Regions from separate parts of the Homo sapiens genome. Here all the other regions are linked to region 1. Evidence: chromatin loops called from intact Hi-C (ENCODE). Cell type or tissue: endothelial cell of umbilical vein. All regions are shown on one strand. Each heading gives the region's core, and the rest is flanking DNA. Links, peaks and the distances in the headings are about the cores only. Region 1 overlaps TMEFF2 (transmembrane protein with EGF like and two follistatin like domains 2). Region 2 holds the start of CAVIN2 (caveolae associated protein 2). Region 3 overlaps CAVIN2-AS1 (CAVIN2 and TMEFF2 antisense RNA 1). Region 4 overlaps LOC729254 (hCG2045843). Region 5 has its middle 81 kb from the start of NABP1. Region 6 has its middle 120 kb from the start of NABP1. Region 7 has its middle 15 kb from the start of CAVIN2-AS1.

Region 1 (4,375 bases), core at 231-4,230:
TATGTACCCTGTTAAACACATTTTTGCAATATCTGTACTGTAATATCCACTTTAGTGATAGATGTTTAAGATACCATATTTTACAAGAATTGTCGAAGAATCCATTAAGCTCTATTAGAAAATTTGGCTTCTGGCACAACTCTGGACTAAGAAACTGCCTGGGAGAAAAAAAGATATTAAAAATATTCATTAAGAAAAGAACAAGCCCTACAAACAATTTACCTACAGAATCATAACACAAAAGCAGCAGCAGCAACAAAAACAACAAGGCAACTGGAAGGTGAGCCAAAGATTTGAATATTAAAACCCATGGGGAGAGACTGATCTAAGTCTCTGTGGAGCCTGAGCTTTTGCAATTTAGGGGACCTTCTTTAGAAAAAAATACATTTAACATTACAAAGGCACCATGATGTATATAGATGTATCTTACATTTCCAAAACAGGAAATATAAGATAAATGGAAAAGGATGTGCAGAAAGAACAGAGAAAAAGGCATTTGCAGCAGCAATGATGGCATGGTAATTATGCATTATAGTAAACTGGATGCAATAGGCAGCAGTAATGCTGACAGAGAAGAAAGTTTATGTAGAGGAAAGAGAGGAGAAAAAGAGACCTTGTGTGAAGTAAAGAGATCTTTAAATCCGAGAGTCTAGAGTCATCACTCTGCCACGCTAAAGGCTTATCAATCTTAGGACAGCCATTTTATTGCTAGAGAATTGCTAGACAGTTGTGGAGCTCACCCTAAGGAAGTGGGGACACTTTACCGTCTCCCAGTCTCATCTTCCCATGTCATCTCCTATTCCTCTCCCCTTGCCCCCTCCCGTTTGCATACCAGCGTCCAAGCAGATTCAACCTATGAAACAGCATATTAATTTATTTTTATTTTTTTGAGACAGGGTCTTGCTCTGTCACCCAGGCTGGAGTACAGTGGCGTGATCTTGGCTCAGTGCAACCTCCGCCTTCCGTGTTCAAGCGATTCTCCCTAGTAGCTGGGATTACAGGCACCCACCACCATGCAGAGCTAATTTTTGTGTTTTCATTAGCAGGGTTTCACCATGTTGGCCAGGCTGGTCTTGAACTCCTGACTTCAAGTGGTCTGCCCTCCTCGGCCTCCCAAAGTGTTGGGATTACAGGCATGAGCCACCTCACCGGCCTGAAACAGCATAGTAGTTTGCAAGAAAATTGTATGACATAAGTGAATCCATAAGCCATGTCCATCTAAAGGCAGGCATAATGCACTTCCAAATTTAAAGACTTTCAATTTTGGGATGTATAGTGTAAGCAATTAGTCAACTTGCTTGAGTCAGGAACGATGTGAAAGTTAAACATGTGGACCAGTCTGGAGACAACTGTGTCCTTTTCTTCTGTTAAAGAAAACAGGCTTTGGAGCCATCCTTTCCCCAGTACACAAAATAATGTGTTGCCTAGATCATGAGTTTGTTGTGGGCAGTGATAAGCCCTGTTCATCTTTTATTTTTTAATCTCTGGTCTCTCACTCTGTGCCTGGCATTAAAATGGTGTTCGATAAAGCATAAGGAACAAGCAAAGAGAGGAAGTGTGATTCTTTTTTCATTTCCTGTGAACACATTAAATGCTGGGGGTGTGGAAAATTACATTTGGCATGATGAGATGCTTGATGTTCACCATATTAAAGGTTCTAAAATTACAGAGAGCGTTTTGAAGGGTGCTGACAACTCAAAGGACAAACATAACAACCTTGAAGAAGAAAAAGGAATAGAAGGATGCCTCAGGCTGCTTCCTTACTGATGTTGGTGAAAGTTAGCTAATCATGATCTTGATGCCTTTGGGACTACACTTGATGCCAATGTAATGAAGAAGGCAAATGACCCCAAAGTAAACTTACTTAGGAGACACTTACCAGAAAAACAAGTTGAACTCTATGTCCATTGCTACTCACATCACCATCAGCCATGTTTACATGAAATTACAGCCATGAAACAAATATGAGAAACCCCTTAAAATCAGGGGTGAGTGTGCTGTGTCTGTTATTTATGGATTAAAAAATTTGATAATACCTATCAGGAAAAAAGTCTTTTAATATGTTTTAAATTCTCCACATTAAGCTATCTGAAAACATCAACCACAGCATGCAGTTTCATTAACCAAAAGCCACTTAAACTCGTACCATAGTGAAGATTTACAACTTTAGCAAAGTTTAACTTTTCAACAGGGGGAAATAACTTCTATTCCAACTCATAATCTTTGTTGGCTTTAGAGTTAAAATAGCTCCACCCTTAACTACACAAACCTACAAAATTTACTTTTCGCCAACCCACAAAATAGGTATGATATGAGCGCCCCCTACTGGTACAGCACTACTCCCACTTCATGAATACAGTGAAGGATAGCTCCTGTGAGTCTTAGGGGGAAAAAAAATTGCAATTTACTATTAAAGAAGAGGAAAAGCTAAATGAGCTTTTAAAAACCAAACAATAATCCAAGACAAAACAGAAAATAACTCTTCTCACTTTAAAAGAATCTCTGTGAAAGAAAAATGCACGACATGTTTACAAATATTTGACAGCATCTTTTAAATCCTTGCCCAAGATTAGACAGGCAGAGTGAATTAAATGGCTGTCACTCTCAGGATGAACTGGAGTCCTTATTGATATTCAGACATCACAACAAGCAGAGCTTAATTGTAGTGATGCTTATATATTGATAATAAGATTTTCCCCAAATACCACATATGAAAATCTGCAGGCTTTAGAGAAATAAGCTAAGGAGCACCACGGAGGCTGAACAAAGTCTATGGGTGGGCCTTGGGCTTTCTGCATCTGGAAGTGACTTTCTATATTGCTCTGTGAACTGGGAAACTGAAGGTGGAAGCCATAGGCTTTATATTTCCAGTTACTCAAATTAGTTGTCTCCAGAGTAGAAAATCCAATGTGAGAAAATTGATGGCAAATATAGGTAAAGCGCTATTGTGTGGACATTTACATTGACAAAGAAGGAGAAATGCTCCAAAGGTGTTGCTAGTGATAAGCTGTTACAGAAAAAATATAATGAAAGAAATGAAACTCCCACTCTTTGAGTCAGCAGAAGGGAGCTGTTTCATGATATTTGCTATATTTGTAAGGCTGCAATTTGATTATATCTGATTCTGTTGTCACAATCTGTTACATATCCTACATAGAATATAAATATGTGAAGCCATTTAAAGGCCAAATTATGGAGCTGTCTATTTTTATATTTTATTTTTTACTGCCATACCAGTGATGGTACTTAAATTGTATAAATTTTAAAAGGTAAGTGAAAAACAAAATCATCAATATACTCAGGCTTTATTGAAAAGCCACTAGTTAACAACCCCAAAAGTACATCAATCTGTTTCTCTCTTGAAAGTCTGAGAAAATTACTTTAGATGAATATAGTAGGCTCAATGCATGGGCTTTGGTTTTTAAAATAATGCTTTTTATGACACATTTTCATGTCTTAAAAGTAAACCTACACATTCATTTATGTTAAATGGGCATGGAGAACTTGGCGAGTGCTAAATGACGTGATGGGGTTATTTCTTTTTCTTCCCTTTTCCATATCCTTCTTTGCGTTGGCATGTAACATTTTTGTTCACACCAATAACAATATAGAAAGGAATGGGAAATAATGAGGATAGACATGGCCCCCAGGACATCTGTCACCTTCTCACCACCTTTGTTGCCACCATATTATTCAGGTCAGGATCCTCTTTGCCTGCTCCACTATAATAATCTTTTTATTGCTTTCTTTGCACCTACTCTTGCCTCATCTACAATTCATTCTCCACACAGATGCCAGAGCAATCTTTTGAAAATATAAACCGGATTATATTACTGTCTTCCAAAGGCTTTCCATGATGCAATGAATAAATTCCAAATTCCTTACCACTTCCCTACTCTCCTCTTCTACCACTTTCCTGCTCATTCACTATGCTCGGGCTGCACTTACCTTCCTTCTATTTCTGGATTTCACTAAGGCATCCCTTAGGGCATTGGCCTGTGCTCTTCCCTTTGCTCCGAATGCCCTGCCTCTGATCTTTGTGTACCTTGTTCTTTCTACTACTTAAGGCTTCAGTGAAAATCTCACTCTTACCACAAAACCTAGTAACTTTGCATAACATCACTGTTTTACTTTCTTAAAAGTAATTACAGGCCAGGCGCGGTGGCTCATGCCTGTAATCCCAGCACTTTGGGAGGCTGAGGCAGGTGGATCACGAGGTCAGGAGATCAAGACCATCCTGGCCAACATAGTGAAACCCCGTCTCTACTAAAAATACAAAAATTAGCTGGGCGTGGTGGTATGTGCCTGCAATCCCAGCTACTCAGGAGGCTGAGGCAGGAGAATCGCTTGAACATGGGAGGTGGAGGTTGCAGTG
Region 2 (4,325 bases), core at 1-4,000, 320 kb before region 1:
AATATTCAAGTGCAATTTGAGGAGGACAAAAAAGCAGCGAGATGAGTCTTTCCTTTTATGGGGGTAGGAAGGCTTCTAACTTGGCAGAGCAGATTCATTTTGAAAAAGAAGACTCCCTCGGTTTAAATCCCAATTTCTAAATCTCTCTTGGGAGATGAAGGCTTTCCCTGTGTGCCTTTCACAATCAAACTGTTGGTTATAGCCTCTCCCCTCCATGGCTTTGAAATCCTCTCCTATTCATATGGTCACAACGAGACAGCCCTGGAGCGAGGATGGCAATCGCTTCCTGGGCTCTGTGCTGGCTGGATTCCACTGGGCGGAAGGGCTTCCAGCATTAGGCAGGGCTGCCCTGGGATTCACAAATGCCCACCACTTGGCGGAACAAGAGCCCCACGCAATCTCCCTGTCCCCAGATAGCCTCTTGCTACATTAATTGCATCATTGATGCATTAAAAAAAATTAAGTGGCCTTTTTATTCTAAGGCAACCGTTTGAAGGAGAAACATTTAAGACTAGCCTTTGTGACTATAACTGATAACACTCCTTTTATTTTACTTAACAGTTGTGGTCTCTCTGAACAAGGAGAGGCACGTCTAGTGTGTTTGTACTCTCTTTTTCTAGTGCATTTGCTAGAAAAGAACTCCACAAGATTGCTTTGCCCCAAAAAAGTCTTAAAAGAACAAGGCTAACTCTAATGGAATCAATCCTCTATTTGATTGGTCCCCAAAACGTTGATAGCCTTTGTATAAAGGGATAGTTTGACTTTTTGGTTAAAAAAACCACAAAATACCTCACATGATCACTTCATTTCCACTAAGAGTTAATGAACAGCCACTGAATTAATTTGCCCTGTCCAGCTAACAGCTGCAGCCAGAGCCCTAAGCTCCTAATGCAAAGAGACAAATGAATTTGACTAGGGTGCACGCACCTGCACATCTTCCCAACCTGTACAGAGTGCATCCAGGTGCTCCCTGACAAATGACCCGGGGCCTACTAAGCCCGGGGACATCTTCTTTGGATTAGTCTGTAGTGACCTGGGAAATTCCCACCCCTGTGTGAAGATTTCACATTTGCTTTCCGCAGGCAGACAGGGGACAGTGCCTTGTATGTGTGATCCCTGACAGGCAGGACAAATGTAAAAATGGCTGTGAGAGCCAGGATGAGCGAGATCAAGAATGATAAGGAGTTCCAGCCCGCCTGTAAGGAGGCATAGGGGGAACTGACCTGGAAGATGAGCACTTTGAAATGGTTGCGTCGGAGGAGCTGGGCGTGGTTGTTCTCCAGCCGCTTCACCTGTGCGCACTGCCTATCCATGCGCTCTTTGACCGCGCGCGTGTGGGCGCTGACCTTGCGGGACTTCTCCAGCAGCTTGCTCACCGTGTTGCTGGTGGAGGCCTGGTACTTGGAGAGCTTGGTGAGGTCATTCTGGATGCCCTTCACGGAGCCCTCCAAACTGATCTGTCGCTGCTCCATCTTGTGCTGGTTCTCCTGCACAGCGTCTAGCATGTTCACCAGCTTGTCCAGGAGCGTGAGCACCGTGACTGCGTTCACCTGTGAGTTGTCCCGGATGGCCTCCTCTGTGTTCCCTAGGTTCAGGCTGGGGCTTGGTGTGGAGGAAGGCATCGGGCTGGGGCTCGAGGGCTTTTCCTGCCGCATGTCAGACCCAGGGTGCTGGAACTTTTCGGCCTGTGCAGCGTCCTCTCCCATGGCTAGGCAGGTGGGAACGTTCTTTCTCTCTGGGAGCTGCTTCTTGCTCGGGTGAGAAGTTGCGGTGGTGAGGGTGTAGGATGAGGCCCGCTGGTTGGAGCTCAGGGCACCAGTCTCCAGGACTGGCAGAGGTTCAGACAGGCAACAACTGGCTACGCTGATCAGGGGAACTGCATTCCAGCTGCTCTTAAAGGCCCTACTCCACCCAGTGGGAGGAGAAGTTTACAGAACTGAGAACCATTTAGGGTTCAGACGTATGCACACACTTCCTAACCGCGTTCTGGGCACAGGACACTTTGTTGCAGGTTTAGCTTTTCTTTCCTGTTCCCCTTCCCTTTCAATGTCATATTTCAATCATGACTTCATCTAGAGGCGGAGAAAAACATGCTAACTTGGCCCAGCTCCACAGCTTCCAATTGGCTAAAGCTGGTAAACTTTTCTCTGGCTGCTATGCTGCAGATGCAACAGGGTGCCTGTTTCTTTTTCCTGGATACAAGTTATTGTAACGGAAAGTATTGTTTGCATTTGCCCTAGAACTGACTGATGGGTTGCAGAACACCGGGTGTCCTACTGGGAGGCATAGAGTTTAAAGGGTACTGCAGCCAAGTTTGTATTATTAGTTTCTCATTTGCAAAGGAATGGGACTAACTCTGATAATGATAAGGAAAACAGCTCAGTTCTTATTACTCTTGCAGTTGCAGATACAAAATAAGTTAAAAGAGATTGAACTTCAGGGATATTTAAAAAAAGTAATACTGCTGTTATGACTGTTATGTAATATATGGAAACTTTTTGAATGACCACATTTAAAAAAATGATTGTTTTTTTCAAGAAGTGAGACTGAGGAAAAATAAAATGTGGTCTTTTTAAGAACCTACCGTGATGATTTGTTTTAACTAACTTTGAGTTGGTGAGGAGAGACTTTCTCAAATGCCCATCTCTGCAAGGCATTTATTGACACGTGCCCAGAAGTGTCTGTTGGCAGGCTGAGTTGGAGTTTCTCAAGTGGTTCTAATGTTTGACATTTTAAAATTCCTGCTCAGTGAAGTGGCACACCTGTTCTCAAATGTGGCCCTCCTCAGCTGAACCTTGGGATGTGGGGCTTATTTTCCTAAAATGGCTTTACATGCTTGAGTTGATTTTAAACGTATCCAGCCTTTGAAAGTGCTTTCAGCAGGAAGTTTGTAATAGGCCTTCTATGAACAATTTTGAGACGAACAAATGCCAGCTCATACCAGGTCAGGGATTGATAATGGAACAATGCCATTCGTCAATAGTAACACCTACATGTAAGCCAATCAATCAGCAGGCCATTGGTTATCACGTTGGTTGAATCTCTGCCTTCTGCTATATGCATGAAGCACTATCCAGAAGACATTGGCAAAGCATGACGGAGACCCTGCTCTCAATGAGTATAGCTGCCAGTTAGGAAGATGAACTAAAGATATTTACAGAGGCCTTCAATTTCTTCAGATAATTGGTGCCACCAAAACCCACTTAAAGCAAATGCTTTAAAAATAGAGACCAAAAAAGGTGAAAAGAAGGTTTGGTTGAGATGTTATCTTTTAAAAAAGTAAGAACATTATTAAAATTAATTTACCTTATATTTAATAAAATTTAGTTGGTCAAAAATGTGTTAAATATTAGAATAAAGGATGAATCAAGTGTTGATTTTAAGAAGCATAATTTTCTAACAAAATTATATGATATCATGACACGACGTCCTTTTACATTTGACTTTTGTGGGCAAATCATAGAGTGTCACTATTTCAAAAATATTTGAGGGCTTCATCAATTTTCCAAGAGCCTCTCTTAAATTTTGACATTCAAATCATTTCTTTTTGAAGCACTTATTGTGCCATCATCCATGTAGATTTGTTCTTCTTCAAATGTTAATGTTAACTATTCCAGCTGCAGATTCTCATTTGTCAGAGGAGTTGCCCATGATTCAAGGGCTTCTCTAACATTACCTTCATCAACTTCATGATTTCCTACATATTTTGCAAAATTTGCGATTTCACATTATAATCACTTCACCCTGATTTTGCATTGATTTGCGCTGATTTTGCATTGCATTGTTGGATATTGTATAATCAGCTAGATGAATAGAGACATTAAAGAGATGGGGTGTGAGGTGGTAAAAGGAAAGAGGCTAGTTGTTAAATAGAAAGAAAGGTTTGCGTGTGGGCTTATTTATTTTTAAAATATATATTTTGAATAACACAAGTAATATCAGTCATCTATTGCTGTGTAACATACCAGCATGAAACTCAGTGGCTTAAAATAACGTTTTATTTACTCATGATTCTGTGGTTGGCTAGTCAGGGCTCAACTAGAATGGATTATTTCTGCTAGGCATATGCATTCATCTGTAGTTTGAGCTGAGGAATCTGAGATGGACTCATTCACGTGTCTGCCTCCTCAGCTGGGGCAACTAGGATATTGGGATTTCTCTCTTTTCCATTTTTCAGCCTCTGGGGCCTCTCCATCTGATCTCTCTAGTAGGGAAGTCAAACTTTTTTTACATGGTACTTCAGGGTTCTAAGAGAGTAGAAGCAAAGCTGCAGGGTGTCTTAAGGCTGCAGGGTATCTCTGGAACTCTCCCCTTGTCACTTCTAC
Region 3 (4,375 bases), core at 139-4,138, 290 kb before region 1:
GGGAAGAAGGCCACATTCCAAACTGTGAATCCCAGCCACCTTGCAAACTAGCATTTGATATTATGTACCAGGACAAAAATAGGCAAAAGTACTGCAACAGTGTTCTGGCCAGGTGCCCCTTTGTAGAGGGTTATACAGTTCTACAACTCTGCCCTCAGGCATCACCGTTTTGACCAAGGATATCAATAGAGAAGAACCTGAATTATGAAGAAAAGTTTATGTTGCATACATTATACACTTAAGAATCCAGGAATTGAGAGTGTGGTGTAAGGGAGCAGGCTGGGAAAGGTCACTGGAAAATCAACAACTTTTTGAGTTGAAGTACTCAGCCATTTGAAGACCTTGGTCATGGAAGAACCTAGCTGTGTCAACACCCTTTTTAATTCTATTGGAATATTTCATCTTCCTAAAATCATTCAGAAACAAGAAAGTCTACACAGTAAAATTTTCTTTTATTTATTTATTTATTTATTTTGAGACAGAGTCTTGCTCTGTTGCCCAGGCTGGAGTGCAGTGGTATGATCTCAGCACACTGCAACCTCTGCCTCCCAGGTGCAAGTGATTCTCCTGCCTCAGCGCCATGTGTAGCTGGGATTACAGGCACCTGCCACCACACCGGCTAATTTCTGTATTTTTAGTAGAGATGGGATTTGGCTAGGCTGGTCTCGAATCCCTGACCTCAAGTGATCTGCCCGCCTTGGACTCCCAAAGTGCTGGGATTACAGGTGTGAGCCACTGTGCCTGGCCGTAGTAAATTTTTCTTATCTAAAACGAATACTTTTAATGCCTCTGGCCACTTTTTACTTTAACCGATTTCTTTTTGTCATTGTTTTTTAAGACAGGATCTCACTCTGTTGCCCAGGCTGGAGTGCAGTGGCATGATCTCAGCTCACTGCAACCTCTACTTCCTGGGCTCAAGCGATTCTCCTGCCTCAGCCTCCCTAGTAGCTGGAATTACAGGCATGAGCCAGTACACCTGGCTAATTTTTTGTATGTTTTTGTAGAGATGGGGTTTTGCCTTGTTGCCCATGCTGGTCTTCAATTCCTGAGCTCAAAGTGATCTGCCCACCTTGGCCTCCTAAAGTGCTGAGATTATAGGCATGAGCCACCACACCTGGCCTTAACAAATTTTAATACTAATCTTTCTACATGAATTACACATTTTGCTTTCATAAAAGATTTAGTTAAGATAATGTAGCATTTTCATTTTTCTATTTACTGTCAGATGCTTGGCTGTCACTTCTCATGGCTGCCACTATCTCTAATAGACTTTCTTCTGCTGTTTAATCTGCTGCTTTTCAATGGCCATGGCTAAAAATCCAACATGGCTAACTTTAGAAATTTATTTATATTGATAATATATGTCTTTGAACGGGGCAGAAGAACCTCTCTTGTCAATTTCCTGAACTTTAGTGAATGAGTTTGGTGACATGTGTTTCGCCTTCTTGGAGACCTTTAACCACATTTCATGGGTTTTTTTGTGTGTCCATCTTTGGTTCTCAGTGGGGTCCTAGACATTTGAAGTTGCCATATAAGTGATCCTCAGATAAGTATGAATTCATTGGACTGACTGCTCTTCAATGGTTAGAAAAAGAATCAAGCATATCTATGGCTGAGTTGGGAGTTGAAGTCAGCTGCAGCGTAGCTGGCAAAGTCATTAAAATGCAACAGCTTAATGGCTACTCACATGCTGACTTTCTGTGCAAGTGCAAAGGAGTCTTTCATGGTTAAGGTAGCTGTGTCAACATGAGGAGGGGCTGCAGGCAGCTCGTAAAGGTGTTGCTCACTGGGGATAGGCAGGAAGTGCAGTGTTTAGATGTAAACAGACAAGACAGAGAGGAGCCTTCTGCAGAGGGAGATGAGGACTCTGACTATGACCAACGGGTGGCGCTCTGAGCTGCTAATTGAGTCAGCCGTAAATCTGTGAATGACCTGTTCTTTGCAACTGTATTTATCAAGAAGTCAAGCGTCCTGTAAAATTTAGAGCATCTTGGAGGTGGGAGGAAGTATCCCTCTTACCTTGACCCCTACTTTTTTTTATCTTCTTTACATTTCCAGTGGAAACCCCACTTTTATTTTAGAATAAGAAAATTAAGCTGAGAACATGAGTCTGTGCTCTTGGATGAGGGGTCACCTAGAGTCTGTGACTCCAAAGCCGATATTTTTCCTATATGATAATGCTTTCAAATGTAAAATGTGTCTACAACCAAAGGTTTTCCACTAGAAGCAAAACTATCGCTAGTTTATGTATGTGAAAATCCTGATGTATTAGGTGATTTTTCACATTCAAGCAAAAGATGGCAGTTGATCGTCTATGGTATAATGGCCAAATGATTCAGAAAAGTTGTTTTTATCTTTTTTATCTATCAGTAGATGGCAGGAGATACCATCAAATCAAGCTATAAAAAGGGACACGAATGATGAAATTCAGTCATTGTTTCTTGTATTACCTAAAAAAAATTAGTATCCAGGGTAGTCAGTGTGCTGTTATGTGGGCACCCAGGGAGAGAGCATTTTTGAATATGGATTGGAGTTCAGTTATTAGCTTCCTCATTAATATGGCAGGCTTACGGTTGATTTAAAACAATAGTCAAATGTTGGAACTAAATTTACTTTATTTTGAAGAGACACCTGGAGAAATGATTCATCACTCATGTTGCTAAGATTAATTGGGCATTATAATTGTGTTAAGTGGATTCACACACCATGTAAGAATTCAGGAGCTTTTCCTATTTTCTTTCTGTTTTTTTTTCTCTTCAAAGAGAGAAGAGAAAAGAGTTAGGGAAATCCAGCATCATAATGGGCTTTTTCCAAGATTAATGCAAATAAAGCACTACAGTTAAAACAATACTAACAACACACAAGAATGTTTTCAACATTCCTTAATAGACTCTGGCTCCGTGAGTTAATATTTCCATATCCAAATAAAGGTCATTTTCATCAATATTAAACTTGCTTTTACATATTAGTTTTTCTGAAGTATAGAGTTCTCTGAGCAGTACTGACCACATGTTCCCTAATTTAGAGATTACAGAGAGGTGGAGTACCTGTGGAATTTTCAAGAGTTGAAATTTGCAGTCTTTGAGTGTGTGGTTCTCTTTTTATCCACTTGTCACCACTTAATAATGATATGATTCTTCTCTTTGGTACAAAGCATTTGAATCAGCTACTTTTTTTTAACTTATTTGAATTTTATATTTTGGAGAATTTTTTAGAAAAAAATCAGTCTATGTATATTTTTTCTTTTAGACAACAACTTAACTAAAAAGCATCTCTGGGGTAGCAAGAGCATTTACATGGGAATCAAGTTGAACATCAATCTTGGTTAATGCCAAGTTGGAGATCATAATAGGCATGACCCAGTGGCTCCCCAAGTGGAGGCTGTGTGCTGCAGAAAGTATTTAGCTCCTGAAAACAGAGATGGAACTGGGTTTGCTTGCAAGTGGACCCTTCCACTTTTCCTTATAAATTTCTCCACTAGAGAAAATTTTCACTCAAAAGCACATCATTTTTTCCCTCTTTAAAAAAATCCAAACTGTGGCTAGTACTAAAATATCCTATCAAAGAATACAAAAAAAAAAAAAAAAAAACCTCCCCAGTCTACGTGCTATGCCGTATGAAATTTCTACATTTGACAATCAACCTGTTACTGAGCTTAGCACTGTGCTGTTGTACTATTGGATGAAGATGCTCTTTTGAGTCAGGGTACAGAACCTCTAGGTGTGAGAAATTAGGTAGAACCAAGCAGTTCTGCAATGGGGTTCTAGGGTAGCTTGAATATTCTTGTTACAGTGGTTTTGTCATTTATTGTAAGCTATAAATTTACTACTCTTTATTTAATTTATTGTTCAGTAACATCCTGTTATACTCTGAAGTGACCATGAATTACATGGTCACTCTATTCACAGGTTGCCTGCTTCTACCCACTTCCCTTTGAAGAGAATTCACTTTCCTGTTTTGTGTACCAGTATCTACTGAGCTCAATTGCTAAGGGTGAAAGTTCATATTCTCCCCTATCTAAACTTGTTTTTATTAAAATTTGTGTAAATTCGTTCACATAGTAAATTATAAATGATTGATAAAGCTTAAGTCCTATCCCTCCTGAATGTATGTACATATTAATAGAAAACAAACTTTTAAAGGTGGCTAAATACATCTCACCTCTCATATAACTGTCAAGCATTGTAAAGGGTTTGAGACTTTGTTGTACTTGCAAGCTAACTAGTTGGCTTTCCATAGTTTCATGGATGCTGGAAGAAGATAAGAGACTTCTGGGTCAGAAATAGAGGACAATGTATTACTCAAAGCAATTCTAGTAGCCAGATATTCATTGTTTCAATTCTCACAAGGTGTTTCAAAGAGGGCCAGGTGACAC
Region 4 (4,375 bases), core at 195-4,194, 350 kb before region 1:
GATGAAGCTGGAAACCATCATTCTCAACAAACTAACACAAGAACCGAAAACCAAACACCATATGTTCTCACTCATAAGTGGGAGCTGAACAATGAGAACACATGGACACAGGTACGGGAACATCACACACCAGGGCCTGTCAGGGGTGCCGGGTTAGGGGAGGGATAGCAGTAGGAGAAATACCTAATATAGGTGACGAGTTGATGGGTGCAGCAAACCACCATGGCACGTGTATACCTATGTAACAAACCTGCATGTTCTGCACATGTACACCAGAACTTAAAGTACAAAAAAAAAAAAGAATTAAAAACATAAAAAAATAAAAAAGACCGTCTTTTATAACTCAGACCCTTAAGAATAAGGCTTTTGGAGTCCTCAGTCGCTTGGAACAATACAAAATTTATTATCTTATAGTTCTAGAGGTCAGAAGTCCTAAAATCAGTGTGTCAGTATGGCCATGTTCCTTTTAGAGTCTCTAGGGGGAAAAGCCTGTTTCCTTTTCCAACTTCTAGAGCCTGCCTGCATTCCTTGGCACATGGGCCCTTCTTCCACCTTCAAAGAGCATCACATCAAACTCTGCTTCCATTGTCCCATCACCTTCTATGACTTGGACTCATTTGCCTTCCGCTTATAAGGACCCTTGTGATTTCACTGGGCCCACCCAGGTAGTTCAGCCTAATCCTTCCATCTCTAGATCCTTAGCTTAATCACATCTGCAAAGTACTTTCAACCAAGTAAGGTAATATATTCACAGGTTCCAGGGATAAGGACGTGGACATCTTTGGGGAGGCCATTTTTCAGCCTACCACATCCGAATGCTAAAAACTTGTTGTATATAAATTAAATAAAAAAGCTGTGATGTTGTATGTTGCATTCATTAGCCATGATTATTCTTTTAGGACAAAAGTCTAATGCTAGAATGTACCAACCACAAGATATATACATTAAAAAAAAGACTTTTAGTAAACAATGCCAAATTACCCTCTAGAAGGGTTACTTTGAATTACACTTTTGACAGTAGTGCATAGTTGCTTGACCGCATTGGTATTATTTGTTAAAAATCCTTTGCTATTTGATAGGAAAAAAATTCATTGTTATTTTACTTTTGAGTAATTTGCTGTTAGTTATTTTGATGATATTGAACATGTAAAAATATATTCACTGGTTATTACAGAAATAATTTAGATGGAAATTTTATTCAAGGCTCTACTGCTTTATAGGGTTTACTTTGTAATGTAGAAATCTCCTAACCTGTAAAATTACAGCATCAGGAGGAAAACGTAGAATGCCTTTGAACTAAAGTTCACATCTCAGAGTGTTTAGGAGAGTGAACTAATTGTTTAAACGGATGCAAGGATGATACTGTTCAGGATGAAATAACTGTTCAGTGCATTTTGTGTATATAGTTGTTACGCTCTTCTAACAGGGATAGCCTGTTCAATTATAGATGTGTGCCCAAGTTAGAGCATGTCACTTGTTTCTGCTACACTAGGCGTGGTCTTTCCGGGGAAAACATCTTATGATAAATTTACATTATTGCTAAATAAGAACTAAATATTTTATCTGAGAGCAATTATCATCTAATTCTTGTCATGAAAATATTGGCAGCAGGAAAATTTTCTTAATAGATAAAAATTGAAGGATTTTTATAAATTGTTTTATTACACAACTATTACATACTCATTCAATAAAGAATTTTCATTGCAGATCATCGGAAGAAACAAAAACAAGCTGTGGTGAAGAAGAAACGTTTTCTAAAGCCTCTTTTATCCCCAGGATGGTTGAGAAGTCAGAGGCCTGCAATGCTAGGAAGAGAGGGTCTAAAGTGGTAAGATTAAACACATAATATAAGATGGGTAGGGGTGTATAGGTGGCTATATTTTGTTTGCTTATACTCTATCTTTTCTCCCTCCAAAGCATCACTTGTTGCTGAGTTAGGGAATCCAGAAACAATGCAAGGCAAGCCTTGAGAAAAATCATGCAAAATATTGCTTTCAGAGTTTGGAGAGGCAACAATATCCTTTCTTCTTTGCTCAGTCCCGCTGGGGCTTTGCTTTCCTTGAAGAAGATGCGTCAGTGGTTTTCTTTCTTTAAGATATCTAGGAGGAGGCTGTTTTTAGCTGAGAGCTGCTGCTTTGCCTATCACTGCAGTGTCGTGTAGGATGCCTGGTAGAGAAGGCAGCTGGAGAGGAGGAAGTCGGAAAGTGAATGCCTGTAAAGAAAGAGCTCAGGAATAAAAAGAGAATATGCTAGGCTGTGCGCACCCAGCAGGTGCAGCTTTCAGGCGTGGCAGAACAGGGTGGGTGCCTTTGGCAATCTCTAGTCTCTTGGGATCTTTTATTTGTTTGGTATTCTAAGAAGATCTGACTTATTTGTACCATTTCAATGATATTGTGAGATTAATATGTTTCCTGGTGCATAGTAATTAACATCAGGCTCTGCAGAATGGAATATTCCAGGACTTAGAGAATGCTGGACATTTTATGGGCTGCAGCCAGCAGATGGTGATAGCGTACCACAAAAAAGCCAATGAAGCGGGCTTGGTGAAGCTGGGAGGTTCAGTTTTGTTTTGCTTTGTTATTTAAGCTTGACAATACCCATCTATATATCCTGTGGGTGCACAGTGTTTGAGCCCAGTCTGGTCTTAAACTTGTTTTATGATGATATCATTATTTTTTACTGCTACAAATTAACTGTCGGTTTCAATCTACCCCATGTTTCAGCTGCCTTCAGGGATCATCTTGTCAGTTATGCAGCTTTCCAATTTTATGGCTGAGATCAAGAATGATTCCTTAAAGGCACATGGGAAACACAGTGAAATGTGGGAGAGTGGATGTGAGCTCTGCTACATGGCCGATATTATAGGTGCACAGGAAAGATAGATAAGGGCAAACCACTAAGGCCCCAATTCAGTTTGAAATTTGACTGTCTTGACATTTACTTAGGTGCAATCATTTATCTAGATATTGATGGTGACCTACTATCACTGGAATAAAATGGAGCTAGAGGAGTTTCAGTATTATTTTACAGAGTTATGTTCAAACATGTGAGAATGTAAGGACTTGTGGGCACACCAATATTTTCAGGTCCACAGGAAATTCTTTCACTAGGACATAAAGTCATTCATTCATTCTTCCTTGTGTCCAGTGCTTCTTGAGTGCTTATTGGGTGCTTATCCTTGTTCCACGCGCTAGGAAGTCCTTGCAGACTTACCTCACAGGAACTCCTCGTTGCTGCCTATCTTTTCTTGAAGTGTAAGGGCGAAAGGAGGTTAGGATCCCCTTTATAGAGAGCTGGCAGAGCACCATTGATTGATGATAAACTTGAAGGAGAAAAGGGTCATATTCTAGTTTGCTCCAGTCAAAGATTTCCATCAGGAATAGACTGTTGTAAATCTGCTGCTGAATTCTGCTACTGGCCGGCATACTGTCCAAAGATGTACTGAGAGACATTGGGAAATCCCAAAAGTCAGTTAGAAAGGTCAGGCTATTCTTCAAATGTTAGATGGACAAAGTAAGCATGGGTTCAAGCCCCCTGTCAAATCATCTGCAGTCTACAAATAGCTTATTTCACCAGCTTCCTAACTAATGTGGTATCTTCTTCTAGAACTTGGCGAGTTTTATCAGGATTAAGTAACGATGGTTCCCCTATAGCCTGCCCATTATGAGCCAGGTCCTTTCCAGGTATTACTTTAATCTTTATGACACTCATTCAAGCTGGGCATTATTATACTGTTTTGATATATAAGATAACTGAAGCTTAAAGAAGTTGATTAATTTGCCAAGTATGTAGCCAAGTTGGGAATTAAACCAAGGTCTGTCCATGCCCCTCCGACTATGCCATACTCTCTCTCTTTTGAAGAATTGTTTGCTATAACATTGTTTCATTGGCCAGAACAAGTATGGAAGGGAAATAAAGGAAGCAGTCCCAGGATTTGTGCTGAGAGAGGCTGACATCTGTAAGGGGATCAGGCAGAAGATATAATATACAGGAACCCAGAAGTGTCCCATCATTTGGTCTGCAGGGCTTTGGAATATTGGGAAACAAAATCATCAGAATTTTCTGGGAGGTGGGTGGTTAGCCTGCAGAAATAGGGTGTCTTGTTCCAAACAGAGGCTTCAGAGCATCAGACAGACTGTGGAGTTAAAAGACGAGAAGCAAAGTGCAATTAGAACTGCCATACCAGGAAAACCTTTGCTTGAATGCAGGCTACAAAAGATGGATAGCGATGCATTGGTCTTTTCAGCTCCACTCTCAGGCAGGGATAACAACATGACCGGCAGCAGCATTTTGAAACACAGACAGCCACCACCACTGATATTTATTTATAGAGAGAAAGTGCGCGAGGTGCACAGAAACACTTTGAACACTAAGC
Region 5 (4,375 bases), core at 148-4,147, 400 kb before region 1:
CATGAAGAACAGGTGAAGGAGATTTCTTTGCCAAGGAATCAGTGGTTAAAGAAACACAGAGGTATGAAAAAATATATTTTGCATTGGACGTAGAGCAAGAGGTTCAACATGATTAAATAGGTGGTGGGAGCCATGCAGAAAGAGATTAGACATGAGGGGACACAAGGGGAAAGAGATCAAGAGTACCGAAAGAAATGTTACAGAATTCAAGGGAGGCTGAGATCACTGGGGGCCAGAGCAGTCAGGAAAATCATTTCAGAATTGTAGCATTTTCGAGGTTTGATGACGATCTAAATTTGTTTGAAAGGATAGCTAGACCTTAGACAGGCAGAGAGATATGGGAAAGCATTCTCAACACGGGAAATGAAATGAATTATGGCTCAGAGGCCAGAATATACTGGAATTCTTCCTTTTCTAGTAAAAGCTGTGTCCCTCTTTAACCTTTATGCATGTTTCATCATTTTTTCCTCCTTCTGGTCCATTTCCCATAATGAATTGTGTGGGAAAAAAAGTCTTTACCAAAAATTTGCCTAAATCTTAAAAAAAAAAAAAAAAAGAAAAAAACCTAAAGAGAGCATTTTACTTTTGCTAGGTATTTAGTTTGACTGAAGGTGACTTAGAAAAAAAATGGGAGAAGTGACCATTTTTGTTCATAAATGTAGACTAGCTAATATATTTCGAGCTGCATGGTATTTTGTTTATTAAGCTCACTGTCAGCCTTTTGTGTTGCCAGCTGAAGTACAGTAATATGATTTTGTTCCAAATTTTACACTTTGCCAAAGGTCTGTTTCTCAGCTGCATTTTGGGAACAGCTGTCAGCCCCAAGCAATCTGATTGCTTTTCATGAATGATAAATCACTTCCCTGTATGCTGATTTGTTTAGGTACAATAGGAGGAGACATCTTTCTGCCTAGTTTGTTAACAGAGGAAATGGTAGGATGAGGATGGAGTGGGAGAAGTGAGAAAGAACTAGTGGGCATTTCCTTAGTACTTAATGTCCAATTAATGTTCATTTCATTTTGATTGAACACTGGGAAGAAATAGTCTTTATTAGCTGTTCTGAAGGCAGCAGAAAAAACCAATGATCCTTTCTTTATTAGGAGCTGTTATTAATTTACCACTGGACTTTCTGTTTGAAAAAAAAATTGATTTTCTTGGATCAAACATTCTTCTGTTTAAAAAATTGCCCATACAAGTTGTAAGGGTTAAAAGTGTGTTAGAAGTTAGGAAGAGATACCTCAAGTTTCATTAAAGTATCCAATTAGTGAGATTCAGCAGTCCATGAAAATATTTATCACATTCCCAGCTCAGCTAAGACCCTATCTGCTCCAATTTTCCTTGCACAGAAATCACAGAAATCTACATTTGCTGCTTCACATTCTAGAGAAACAGGTGAAAATGGAGGGGGAGGGAGCATCTCATTTTTCAAATGTTATGTTTGCTGCTTGAATTTTAGTTTTGGAAACGGATTTTGAGGTGAGAAGAAAGGGAATTCAAGTCTTTCCTTTGCCTTGAAGTTTGTTCATAATGGTGTTGTCTCTGTTTCTGGTGAGCTACTGTCAACTCCTATCTGGGAGAGATCCTGCCAGGTCTTTTCCTTGAATATAAGAAAATATATTTTCTTATATTCCTTGAATATAAGAAATATATTTTCTTATATTCCTTGAATATAAGAAAATATATTTCTTATATTCCTTGAATATAAGAAAATATATTACGTTTTCTTATATTCCTTGAATATAAGAAAATATATTACGTTTTCTTATATTCCTTGAATATAAGAAAATATATTATGTTTTCTTATATTCCTTGAATATAAGAAAGGAAATTTGCAAATTAAAGATTTTTGCTAAGAACAGAAAGTGGCCCACAATGGCGTCATATTATGTTTTTGGCCCTCAAATTGTAAAAGTGTTCCTCTTCATTGGAAGCAGGCCTTACTGTGTACCCTGTGCTCTCAATTTCTGTGTGTCCCTGGCCTCTATAGGGCCGCTTGGGGGCTGGCAGCCAGGCTGGCTCGATGCAATCAGATGACACTGAAAGCCGATTGGAATCATTCCTCAGCTCGATGTCAGCAGGCCGGGCACTTAATGCAGGATGCACTTTTATTTTAATAAGTAATTTATTTAATGAGCCGACAATGGCAAAATGTCAAATGTAGAGACTTCGAGGATGAATAACACAATTGCAAGGAGCAGGAAGTCTACTAGGCTTGCAATATTCGGTGCCTTCAGAAAGGACATTCCTTGAGCTGGTTTCAAAATCAGTTGGCAACTGATCTGAAAAAGGATCTTTGCCATTAGTCTTGATAAAAGTAATGCTGCCCACATCAAGTTTTTAGAGTTAGTAATATGAGAATGGCAGGTGCCAGGTGTAGAGTGTGGGGTAGCATGGGGGGTGGTCCTATTTTGAGAGGAGAGTGAGGCAGGAGGCATACAGCTGGCTCCACGGAACATGCTTCCACCTGCCCATCTAGTCAGTGTGAGGAAGGGCGAGAGGAGCAGACCCCTCCACTAGGTGGCAGTGACTCGGTTTCGCTATCAATTAGGGAAGTGTCCTGGGGTGACTCACTTTAGACTCAGATATTAGTTTTCTCATGTTAAACAGACGGACCTGAATTGGAAGAGGTTTACCTTCCTTTTCAGATACTGAGATAGGATTTTTCCTAACATAATATCCTCTCCAGTGTACAAGTTGTGCTCATTAATTCCTCACTGCTGGCTCTGATTGGCTATGAGTTCAAATCCTATGAAAGTGAGGTCAATTAACCTAAAGATAGACTACCAAGGTTTATAGTAATTCTATTGATCCAACCTTAATTTAATAATTATCTATTGAGTACCCACTAGGCAACAGACACTATTTAAGTCAACAGACATATAGCAATGACACCACAGGGTTTTAAAAAAGTCCCTGTTATCCTAAAGCTAACTTTCCATTAGCTTATTGAAAATGATATTTTTCAATGTGAAGGAGCTAACTCACATTTGGAATGGGTGTTCCTTCTAGGAGTCCGTATCAAAATTATCATTTGTATTTTTTGCCCGATGGGAAGTTGTATTGTGAACTGTGCTATGGCTGATGTGTTTATCTGGCGTATTCTTCAGTTATTCCAACTAGTTTCTATGTCCTATTTTAGAATTTAATTAAAATTCATGTGGTTTCATTCTTCCCTTCTGACTCTGGAGGGCTCTGCAATATGCTTGTAATCCTTTCTAGGCCCACAGCAAGGAGGAAAACCTGTTTCTACTTGAAGTTGGGGTTCTGTGCTGAACTTGTTCTGTGTTGTCTCCCTCCTGGCAACGGTACGTAACTGTGAGATACTGATTTGCGCACAGTGCTGTCTGGCTTTGCTTCTAAAAGGAATAATGTGCATGGCTGGTCTCTGATTGATGTGTGGGAGCTGCCATTTGGGGGCATAAAACACTTTATTTTCCATCCTGCTTAGAATTCTAAGGCTCAATGGCCAACATCTGCCATCCTTCACTTTGAAATTTTTAAATTACCTTTTAAAAAATGATTATAACAGTAATATTATTTATTATTAAAAATTTAGCAAATATAAAAAGTGTAATGAAGAAAATAAAAATAACTCATAATCCAATGGCTCTGAGTTAACCATCATTAGCCTTCTATTTGCATATATTTTATAATACATGCAGTTTTAGACCCTGTTTATATTTTGTCCTCAGCAGTCTATTGTGAGAATAGTCTCAATATTATTAAAAATCTTTAAAGATCAAATTTTAATGGCTGCATAGTATTCAATCATATAGTTTTATCACAGTTTATTTAGCCAATACCTTGTTGTTGGATGTAGTTTCTAATTTATTTCTCTTTAAAAATACTGTGGGTAATAGTCATATGATATATTTTGAATCTCTAAGTAATTCCTTAGGAAAAATTTTGAGTAATAAAATTATGGGATTAAATGACATGAACTTTCTAAGGCTTTTGACACATGTCACCTAATGGTTTGGAAACTGTACTCTTGCATTCACATTTCAGAAAATGCATTCACATTTTAGAAAAATCTTCGGCAATTTATCAGGCAAAAGAAGTATCTCACTCTTGTTTTCTTTTCTAGTTGTTAGAATTCTAGTGAGATTGAACATGTATTTCATGGGTTTATTGGGCATTTATTTGTTTTTTTATTCTATGTGTTGTCTCTTTTTTTTCTATTGATGTGTGCCAGAAAGAATATGGGCTCTCAAAGATGTCCATAATCTTGTCCCTGAACATGTGAATATATTTGCTTACATGGCAAAATGGACTTTGCAGATGTGATTAAATTAAGGACCTTGAGATGAGGATATTATTCTGAATTATTTATGTGGAGTCGTTATTGGAGGGAGACAGGAGAGTTAGAGTCAGA
Region 6 (4,375 bases), core at 175-4,174, 610 kb before region 1:
GGACAGTTAGCTGTCATTCTCTTCCTTCCATACTAATGACAAAAAATAAGTCCTGATTCGACAAATTATTTGATCAGCACAAACTGTTTATTAACAAAGAACAGAGGACCACACGTTGTCTTTCTCCTGCTTTCCTGTGTCTGTAATAGAGTGGCGCGAAGACAAACACATTCCTGGATCTGTCAGCTTCACCTGACTTGACTCTGGAATTCTCAGTAAGCCTATCTGCTTAAACCACAGTCTCTCAGCCTCAGTTGCTTGTTTGAATCACGGGGAGCTCTGGAAGCTCCTTGTACTCCAGCCATACTCCACACCAGTTACAGCATTATCTTTGTTGGGGGCAGGTGTGACCCAGGTATCAGTATTTTTTAATGATGCCTAAATGATTCCAGTAAGCAGCCAAGTTTAAGAATTGCTGCATTCTCAATCTTGGTGACATATTAGATTCACTTGGGGACCCAGACCAAGCTAGTCAGAATCAGAATTTTTTTAGTCCCCCAGGTGACTCTCATATGCAACCGGGGCTGATAGTTTCTGCCTTTATATAGTGATTCTCAAAGTATGATCACAGAGCTTGCATTAGGGGTACTCACTTTCCTTATTAAATATTTGGTTTCCAGCTCCACCCCAGACCTATTGAATCAGAAATAGGACTTCACTTCGTTTTGCGAGCTCTGCAGGTGATCCACATCCTCTTTAAAGCTTGAAATCCACCACCTGAAACTTCCTCTATCTCTGCTTGAAGATTCCTCAACTTCCACAAAGAAAGATTTATTCTTTTTACCTGAGGAAGACGGAGTTTATATTTCTGTGAAAGTGCAAATACAATGGCATAACATGCAAAATACATTAGGTTTGAATATGATGAACCTGATCAAGAAGAAAAAGGAATCAACCAAACAAAACCAACCAAAACAAACAAAAACAAGACATTGGGTAAAAAGAACAAGGTGCAGAACAGCTGGTATAGCATGTGCCTTTTTTAAACCATAAAAAGGAATAGTTGTATGAATATTCTGGGTAGCTGCTAGGAAGACCTTTTATAATATGTGTCATACACACATAATTCTTCTATTCAAAAATAGAGTAATTAAAAATGCAAACATTACAGAGAGAAGTCATATTAAGCCTCATTAATGTTAAAAGATAAACTGAGGCACATTAGAATATTAAGGAGTTTATTTGAGCAAACGATTCATAAATCAGGTAGCATCAGACTTCAGGTGGCTCGAGGCTCCACCAAGAGGGCAAGAGAAGGCTTTAAAAGGGTTAATTGGTGGCTCCTGAGTTTTAAAGCTGAAGTTGCATTTTCCTAGAATATGACCATTGATACTTGGGTTTCGGTTTGCTTCTGTAGGAATCCAGGGCCCTGGAGCTGGCTCAGCCTAATGGCCTCTCCATTAATTATCTTAGTTACTTATACCTAGAGTGAATCATTTTATCAAAAAAAATTTTCTGAACAGCTTTTGATTTGAGGAAGAACAAGTAGAATAAATGTCCTGAGGACTAGGGAAGCCAAAGAACGTGTGGAGGAGAGGCACAGGAAAGAATCTCAGAGCCTTGAAGTCGGCATTTGCCAACTTTACATTTTTGTTCAAGGTCAGTCTTGACCTTGATTTACATTCCCAAAGATGGAAACAAACCAGTGTGTGTTCTTCACCTGTCACCGACACTCGTTTAGAAAATAATTGGGGTCGTCCCGGCGCAGTGGCTCGTGCCTGTAATCCCAGCACTTTGAGAGGCTGAGGCAAGAGGATCGCTTGAGCCTGGGAGTTCGAGACCAGCCTGGACAACATACTGAGATCCCTGTCTCTACTAAAAATACAAAAATTAGCCAGGCGTGGTGGCGCGTGCCTGTAATCCCAACTACTGGGGTGGCTGAGGCACGAGAATCGCTTGAATCTGGGAGGCAGAGGTTGCCGTGAGCTGAGATTGTGCCCCTGTACTCCAGCCTGGGTGACAAAGCGAGACCCTGTCTCAAAAAAAAAAAAAAAAAAGAAAAGAAAAGAAAACAAGTGGGGGCGTCCTCACTTTCCCAGGCTCCCTCTAATTGTGTGTGGGGGTTGGGTGTTTAGCACTCACAAGCTTCCGCGAAATGCTGCCTCAAATTATCTTGTAGCCACCAGGTGGCAGCAGCAATCCACTTTTTGGTCTAACCTGGGAGAGGCTGAACTAGGATGGTTCTCCTTTAATTAGCGTACTGGCCATAGAATCGTGGACGTTTAGACATGAAAGAACCTTTCTCAAAAGTTCTGACAACTACAGATGTTTAAACGGAGAAAAAATAACAAACATATTAAGAACACTTCGTTGTTCACACAATAAATTTCATCTATTGAAGGGAAGAAAGGAAGTTGTAACATCTACAATGTGCTGGGCACTTTGTATGTTATCTCATTTGATTATCAGTACAACCTTGTGGGATGGATACCAATGCCTCTAATTTACCGTGGGGGAAACTCAAGTTGGGATAGGTTCAGACTTGTCTGATGTCTCAGAGAAGTAGGTAACAGAGGCATTTAAAAGTATCAGACACTAGTCAAAAGTCTTGGAGTTGAACCACAGCATGCTTTGGTGTGTGTGGGGTGGGATTGATCAGCCAAATGGCAGGATTTTGATGGTGAGGGAATATGGTTATTCTTTGAGGACCCTCTGTTTTATGGCCCAGTACTTGTGCTAGTCACAAAAAAGTAAGAGGATCAAGGGTGCCTTCTAAATTTGAACCATCTTGAATAATCAGGAGGAGCTTCTTGAAATTAGAGGAGTCTTAATCAGAGAGAGAATCATGCTCTGAAGAGGGGACAGAATGCTTATTTCTCTTTTTTCTTTTGAGACAGGGTCTCACTCTGTGGTCCAGGCCAGAGTGCAGTGGCGTGATCGTGGCTCACTGCAGCTTTGAGCTTCTGGGTTCAAGTGATCTTCCTACTTCAGCCTCCCAAGTAGCTGGGACAACAGGCATGCACCATCACGCCCAACTTATTTTTGTATTCCTTGTAGAGTCAGGGTTTCTCTGTGTTGTCCTGGCTGGTCTTGAACTCTTAGGCTCAAGCGATCCTCCTGCCTCAGCCCCTCAAGCAGTGGGATTACAGGCGTGAGCCACTGTGCCAAGCCAGAACACTTATTTTTCTAAGATAATATGAACCTGAAGTAAATGACAAATTTTAAGTCATGTAAAGTGTCAGGGGAAATATTTATTAGTGGGACGTTGCTCTATACTTGTTGCCTTCATAATTAAATAATACACTGAAGTCTCTACTTTTTAATAGTATCTCTTCCTTCTCATTAGACGAGATGAAGAAATTATCTTCTCACACTTTCCTGCACCTCTTTTCTCCATAATTTCCCAATTTGGGCTGGGTAAACTCTATTTTTATGTTGTCAAGGTTAGTAATTTACGTTCAGTCCTATAACTGTAAATAAGAGCTTTGGTGGTATAATTAAACAAAGTATTTGGTGAAGAACTGAGCGGTGTGGTTGGTCAGCAGGAAAGACATGTCATCCTCTGTGACTAACTTCATGTCCTTATAAGGACAATCATCAAGGTCAAATGCATCCTGTTCTCTAACATGCTCAAAATTAGGCAATGTTTGGTTTATTTGTGTGTGTACATGGCTTTCTTGCAAACATTTTTGTTTCTTTAAAGGTTGTATTGGCCTTACCTTATTTCAATTGTTAGAGGAAAATAGGCTCATTTGTCATATCACTAGGATATGCCCTCTTGACCATACTATTTATTGAATGGTGCAGTGTGGACTCCTTATGGCTTTGCTCTCCATCTGTCACGGTGGGCTTTGTTTGCATTGCACTGCTTGGCTGGCTTCCCTCTTTGTTATATCTTTGTAAGTTTCCTCCTTAATTGGATTTGTCTATATGTTTTGTTGAACATCCTTAATAATTTCAGAAATAGTGGTCAGGGAGTATATTTTCCAAAGGTTGGCATGACTAAGATGTCTTCTTGTTATTCTCCTTTGATTGAAATTTCATGATGAAAATGTTCCTTTAATTTCTCTCAATAGCTCATAGTAATTCCTTATTTTTATCTAGTACAAATCACTAGAATTAATGTTAGTTGTGTCTTGCATAATTTCTATTAAGATTATTTTAGTACTATTTCAATATTATTTTTAAATAAAACAGATTATATGAGTAAATTATGGTCTTAAGTGAATCTTTCTGGCTGTTTCCAGTAAAAAGTAACCCTCTCTCATTTCCTTTACACCTTCGTAATAACAACTAGACATTTTCTTCTCATATATTCTATTGTATTTCTGTGAAACCTTCTGGAAAGGTTTTTAAAGCAGTATTTCTGTCATCATTTTGTGAGTCCCATTTTCACAACTCACTTAGAAGCGAAATGTTTTATGAGAAACTGTGT
Region 7 (4,375 bases), core at 235-4,234, 330 kb before region 1:
CACTTATTTGTCAGTTAAAACAAATGAATGTGCTTGTTGTCAATGTTTCATTTTAAAGACTTTATAAGGTTCCTTCCACTCAGGGCTTCTCTTCCACCATTTTGTTTCCTGCTTTAGAGGCAGAAACTCCTATTCCTGTGTGATTGTATCATTAAGTCCAAACAACTTAGCTTCCATAGCAAAGTCACAGCTTAGCTTCCTGCCAGCTCTATCCTGGACATTTATGGTATCTGCTATGGTCTGAATGTTTATGTCCTCCCCTACTCCCTGCCAAATCCATTTGTTGACAACAAATCCCCAGTATGATGGTGTTAGGATGGGTGCTCTTTGGGAGGTGATTAGATCATGGGGGCTCAGTCCTCCTAAACAGGATTAGTGCCTTTATAAAAGATGCCCTAGAGACCTGCCTTGTCCTTCCCACCATGTGAAGATGCAGTGAGAAAGTAGCCTCTTTGATCCAGAAATTGGCACTGTCACCAGACACTGAATCTGCTGGTGCCTTGATCTTGGAATTCCCAGCCTCCAGAATTGTGAGAAATACATTTCTGTTGTTTATAATCCATCCAGTTTATAATATTTTTATTATAGCAGCCGGAAAGGACTAAGACAATAACTTACAAAGCTAAGCTACAGTATCTCCATTTAACCATCTTGGGTGACTCTTTTACAAATTATTTGTTTCCTATTGCTTTGCTATTATAAGTTTAAATTCTCTATATACAGGATTCTCAGCACTTTCACCTTCCTCAAAGATGGGGAATTTATAGATGGCAAAGACTATTCTTATTCCTCTGTTTTATCTACATACCCAGCACAGGGCCTGGCACATATAGCTGCCCCATAAATGTAATAAATGTTAATAAAACAAAATGAATATCTGTATTGGGGAAATGTTTTTTGAAGATAAAAACGCCCTGCAGTTACTGGAAAATTTAGGCCAACTTCTTTTATTTAATCATTTAAAAGTCTAGCTATGAGATAGTTGGGAAGGACATTTTAGTCTCATAATTAAAAAGAGTGATGGCAGAAAGAAAAAAGAAAACACTAAAGATTGTAGTGAAATTACAGCCAATGGGCATCAGTTTCCCTTTCTCTGGTTGATTTCAGGGGCAATCTCACAGGGTAAGAAACTGCTTTTCTCCATCCGTCCTGGCAGGGAGGCCTTCCTTTTATTATGTAGGTATGTAAAATTATTGATTTAAAGTCCCCAGGAAATTTGACTTTTCAAATAAGGGCACATTCACTGGAATATGCTGCCTTTCCCTGCGTGCCGTTAGGGTCATAGAGACAATTAACATGCAGTGGACCTAAGAGAACACAGCTAATCCTCGTGCTTCCTTAGATCTTCAAGTGGTTGCCAACATAAAAAGTTTCTCCTTAACAGAGGACATCTTGACCCTTGTGCTAAATCTGTATCAGTTTTTTTTTTTTCCCAACTCTGAGCTCTGAAGGCTCAATTTAGCATCCAAAGAAATTGAGCTGTGTCCTTTCTCTTTTGTACGTCATTACCAACAATAAAGAGTTGAAGAAGAACTGGTGTGTTGGCTGACAATTTTGTGATGATATATGACAGAGCAGAATACAGCCTTACTTTTTGTCATCTATAGGGCCTCAGGTTATTGACAAGAGTAGGTATTTTTCAACTGGAACACAGAAGTGGGATGGTAACTTCATATGCTCAGGTTACCAAGAACACCAATCCCTTTGACACCCAGGGGCTGCGCAGGTGGCTAGCAATGTTGATAACAAGGTGGGGTGCTTTTCCGTTAGAGACCGTACAACCACCCTCCAATGTGATTGACTACTTCTCCTCACACAGCATTAACAGCAATCTTTTCATAAATTCGGGAAGTGGCAATAGGGAAACTTCTTGTAAGTACTGGCAAGGGTGTTTTGCATTTTATATCCCCCTAAGAAGGCGTCTGTGTTTTTTCTTAAGGCAAATCTAATCCTGTCACTAACTTTCTCTTATTGTGTTTATGCCTCCAGGAGGGAAAGAAGCACCCAAGAGCCTTCATCTCTGTAGACCAGGAGTCCGAAATGGATGGTCTATGCCTGTGCCACATCCAGCCAGCAGGCATTTACATTTGGCTTGCATAACGTTTAAAATGATTTGAATCAGTTGCCAAAAACTAAAAGCCAGGAGATTTTCATGTAAAAAGAAATCTAAATTTTGGCTCTTCTTAAAAGAGGCCTATGTTTTGGACCGGGAAGTCATTGGACCCCATTTCTCACACAGCAAGTGGAACTGGGTAGTGATTGCCAGTTTACCACACGCAGGGTGGCTCCTAGAACATACTTTCCCTGTGTGGGAATTAGAAAGAAGCACTGCCTCTGCACAGGTGGATTTTAAGGGTGCCCCATTGGACAGGACACGGCCCATGTGTAATAGCTTTGCCACAATTGCCACCATCTCCTTGAGTCAGTTTACTCATGTCTGAGCTTTCAGGCATTTGAGTTTGTGACCCCTGCCAAAGCCTTTGGAGGAAGTAGCTGCCTGCAGCATACATCTTGATGAAAGAGGGCTGGCCAGAGGGCTTTCTCTGATTGCTTGCACACAGAGATGGAGACACCAGCATTTGTTTGACTTAGCTCCTGTGTTTTTCTGAGAACACAGCTGGATAATTTTGCAGGAATTATATTCATAGGCTAGGTCTCTGTATCCTCATGATTCACTCTACTTCCTGAACCTCCACAATCCCCCACCCCTGGCCGCATGCTGATTTGCCATTTGTTCCTTTTTTCAGCTTATGAGAGGAAGTGTCCAAGGAGAATATAGCAAGTTCTCTCCTATGACACAGGGATATAACTCCTTTAACTTGAAGAGTTTGAGGCAGACTTCATGAACCATTTTTGAATGAGCTGATTCTAGTATCTATCTCTGTTGACAGCTTGCTCTTATTATACCCTTCCCCAAAGTGAACCCTGCAGCTACTGACAATGGATGAGGCCAAGGAGCTAAGGAGCCCCTCTGTGGCCTCAGCATACCTGAATAATAGTCTCTCTGTGGCTCTCCAAGAACAGTGAGGTTTTCTTTTTTTCTTTTTTTTTTTTTTTTTTAGCACTGGAATGACAATCATCAAAATCATTTACAAAATGCAGTGTAAGTGATGCTGTATAAGGGGTGGTAAAATGAAGTTAATATTATACCATTTGATAGCTTATAAACTGACTTATAATTAAGCAGTTGTAGGATAATTAAGTGTCTGTTTTGGCAGTAGCATGGATTTCAGATTGGAATTGAACACTGGCGTTGACACTAGTTATTTGAACTGGACTAATCATTCAATTCTGTGACCCTTAATAGAAAAGTAGTTAAATTATAACATGAAGGGTGAGACCTTAGAGTAGTTAAGAACTCAGGAGTCCTTTCTCCATTCTATCTTACTGGTTGGATTCAGTAAACTTCAAAATTCTCTACTCTTAAAATGGAGGTAAAAATCATACCTTCCAAATAGGATTTTATATGATTAAATGAGATAATGCATGTATCTAACATGTGATAGGTACACAGTACTGCTGGCATTGGAGTGCTCAGCTGGTATAAAGTAGGTTTTCAAAAATATTGGTTTCCTCCATCTTTCTTGGGTCTTACTGCTTTGGTGCTAAAAATTTTAGCAAATACGAGGAACTAAAGATTGCTTTGCTCAATAAATATTTAACAAATTGCTTTTTACAGTGAAAAGTGTATATATGTATGAAAATCAAGCTGCTTAGTTTAAAGGTGTGACTCCTTAACTAGGGCAGTTTATGTGGAGAGTTAAAAATAATTTTAGAGTTTCAAATACTGCAGGATAATGTAATGGTTAAAACAAAAATAAGAAAATATCTTTAATAATGCAAGTTACTGCCTGTTCCCTTTAGGAATGAGTTCCTGGCTACAGAAGTCTTTATCTAGACACCCAGATCAAGCAGAATACAAAGGTCACAATGCCAATTTCATCTGAAACTTGTTTTGCAGTGCTTGAGTCTTGGTTTTTAGGAAAAGACTTGTGGTTGCTATGGAACTGTTAATAATGATTGCTGCCTGTATCTCAATTCTTCATACTCCCAATCTTCAATATAAAATCACTTAGATTTGGGCTCCAGGGCAGTAAACACACTTTTGAGCAGGAATTAACTGGACTTGGGCATTAGTGTCTTAATGTAGGAAATGACTTTCATTATAACCTTTACTTATACTGGCAGTTAGGCTATGTTAAGGTTTCCTAATAGTGGGCTTAATCGCATGAGTGTCAAACTTTGCTCTTCTGGGTGAGCACTGCTAAAAGCAGAAACATTTTGGGTTTTCATCAGACAATAAATATCAGAAGTCCTTGTTTTGTACAGAACTAGTCTTAGTGAGAGTATTTTGTTTTCACATATAAAAAGAACC

The links. Peaks named below come from ENCODE experiments on the same cell type or tissue, not always from the same donor. Only the 100,000 strongest peaks of a DNase experiment are listed, where the experiment ranks them.
Region 2: a loop joins it to region 1, with 5 times the contacts of the local background. A loop is called at or near these places in 3 of 110 quality-filtered maps.
Region 3: it touches region 1 in a loop (14-fold over the local background); 22 of 110 quality-filtered maps call a loop at or near these places.
Region 4: it touches region 1 in a loop (12-fold over the local background); 105 of 110 quality-filtered maps call a loop at or near these places.
Region 5: a loop joins it to region 1, with 2.2 times the contacts of the local background. A loop is called at or near these places in 13 of 110 quality-filtered maps.
Region 6: a loop joins it to region 1, with 9 times the contacts of the local background. A loop is called at or near these places in 84 of 110 quality-filtered maps.
Region 7: it touches region 1 in a loop (4-fold over the local background); 3 of 110 quality-filtered maps call a loop at or near these places.

What each region holds. Positions count from the first base shown.
Region 1 is chr2:192,160,298-192,164,672 of GRCh38, forward strand. The region is part of intron 4 of TMEFF2 (transmembrane protein with EGF like and two follistatin like domains 2); the gene reads right to left. Among named protein-coding and RNA genes, the nearest start is that of TMEFF2, 32 kb to the right of the region's middle. In endothelial cell of umbilical vein, for the core only: CTCF peaks have their summits at 2,319 (motif pointing left) and 2,519; DNase peaks (open chromatin) are centred at 1,764 and 2,294; H3K27ac peaks cover 594 bases.
Region 2 is chr2:191,845,220-191,849,544 of GRCh38, forward strand. CAVIN2 (caveolae associated protein 2) reads right to left here and starts at 1,869. Exons shown (of 2, transcript NM_004657.6): 1 at 1,224-1,869. The coding sequence starts at 1,706. It overlaps CAVIN2-AS1 (CAVIN2 and TMEFF2 antisense RNA 1), which reads left to right and starts at 1,269. Exons shown (of 4, transcript NR_187184.1): 1 at 1,269-1,552. RefSeq lists an enhancer at 1,574-2,082. In endothelial cell of umbilical vein, for the core only: a CTCF peak has its summit at 334; a DNase peak (open chromatin) is centred at 2,052; H3K4me3 peaks cover 2,069 bases; H3K27ac peaks cover 2,905 bases.
Region 3 is chr2:191,867,579-191,871,953 of GRCh38, forward strand. All of the region lies in intron 1 of CAVIN2-AS1 (CAVIN2 and TMEFF2 antisense RNA 1), which reads left to right. Among named protein-coding and RNA genes, the nearest start is that of CAVIN2, 23 kb to the left of the region's middle. RefSeq lists an enhancer at 1,685-1,979. In endothelial cell of umbilical vein, for the core only: a CTCF peak has its summit at 1,853 (motif pointing right); DNase peaks (open chromatin) are centred at 1,903 and 2,463; H3K27ac peaks cover 251 bases.
Region 4 is chr2:191,809,814-191,814,188 of GRCh38, forward strand. It overlaps LOC729254 (hCG2045843), which reads left to right. Exons shown (of 5, transcript NR_157850.1): 3 at 1,708-1,828. Among named protein-coding and RNA genes, the nearest start is that of CAVIN2-AS1, 34 kb to the right of the region's middle. In endothelial cell of umbilical vein, for the core only: a CTCF peak has its summit at 2,498 (motif pointing right); a DNase peak (open chromatin) is centred at 2,508.
Region 5 is chr2:191,756,591-191,760,965 of GRCh38, forward strand. No RefSeq gene overlaps it. Among named protein-coding and RNA genes, the nearest start is that of NABP1, 81 kb to the left of the region's middle. In endothelial cell of umbilical vein, for the core only: a CTCF peak has its summit at 2,518 (motif pointing right); a DNase peak (open chromatin) is centred at 2,531; H3K27me3 peaks cover 497 bases.
Region 6 is chr2:191,553,146-191,557,520 of GRCh38, forward strand. No RefSeq gene overlaps it. Among named protein-coding and RNA genes, the nearest start is that of NABP1, 120 kb to the right of the region's middle. In endothelial cell of umbilical vein, for the core only: a CTCF peak has its summit at 2,125 (motif pointing right); a DNase peak (open chromatin) is centred at 2,156; H3K27me3 peaks cover 337 bases.
Region 7 is chr2:191,828,885-191,833,259 of GRCh38, forward strand. No RefSeq gene overlaps it. Among named protein-coding and RNA genes, the nearest start is that of CAVIN2-AS1, 15 kb to the right of the region's middle. In endothelial cell of umbilical vein, for the core only: no CTCF peak of the experiment used is centred there; DNase peaks (open chromatin) are centred at 2,697, 3,307 and 3,957; H3K27ac peaks cover 558 bases.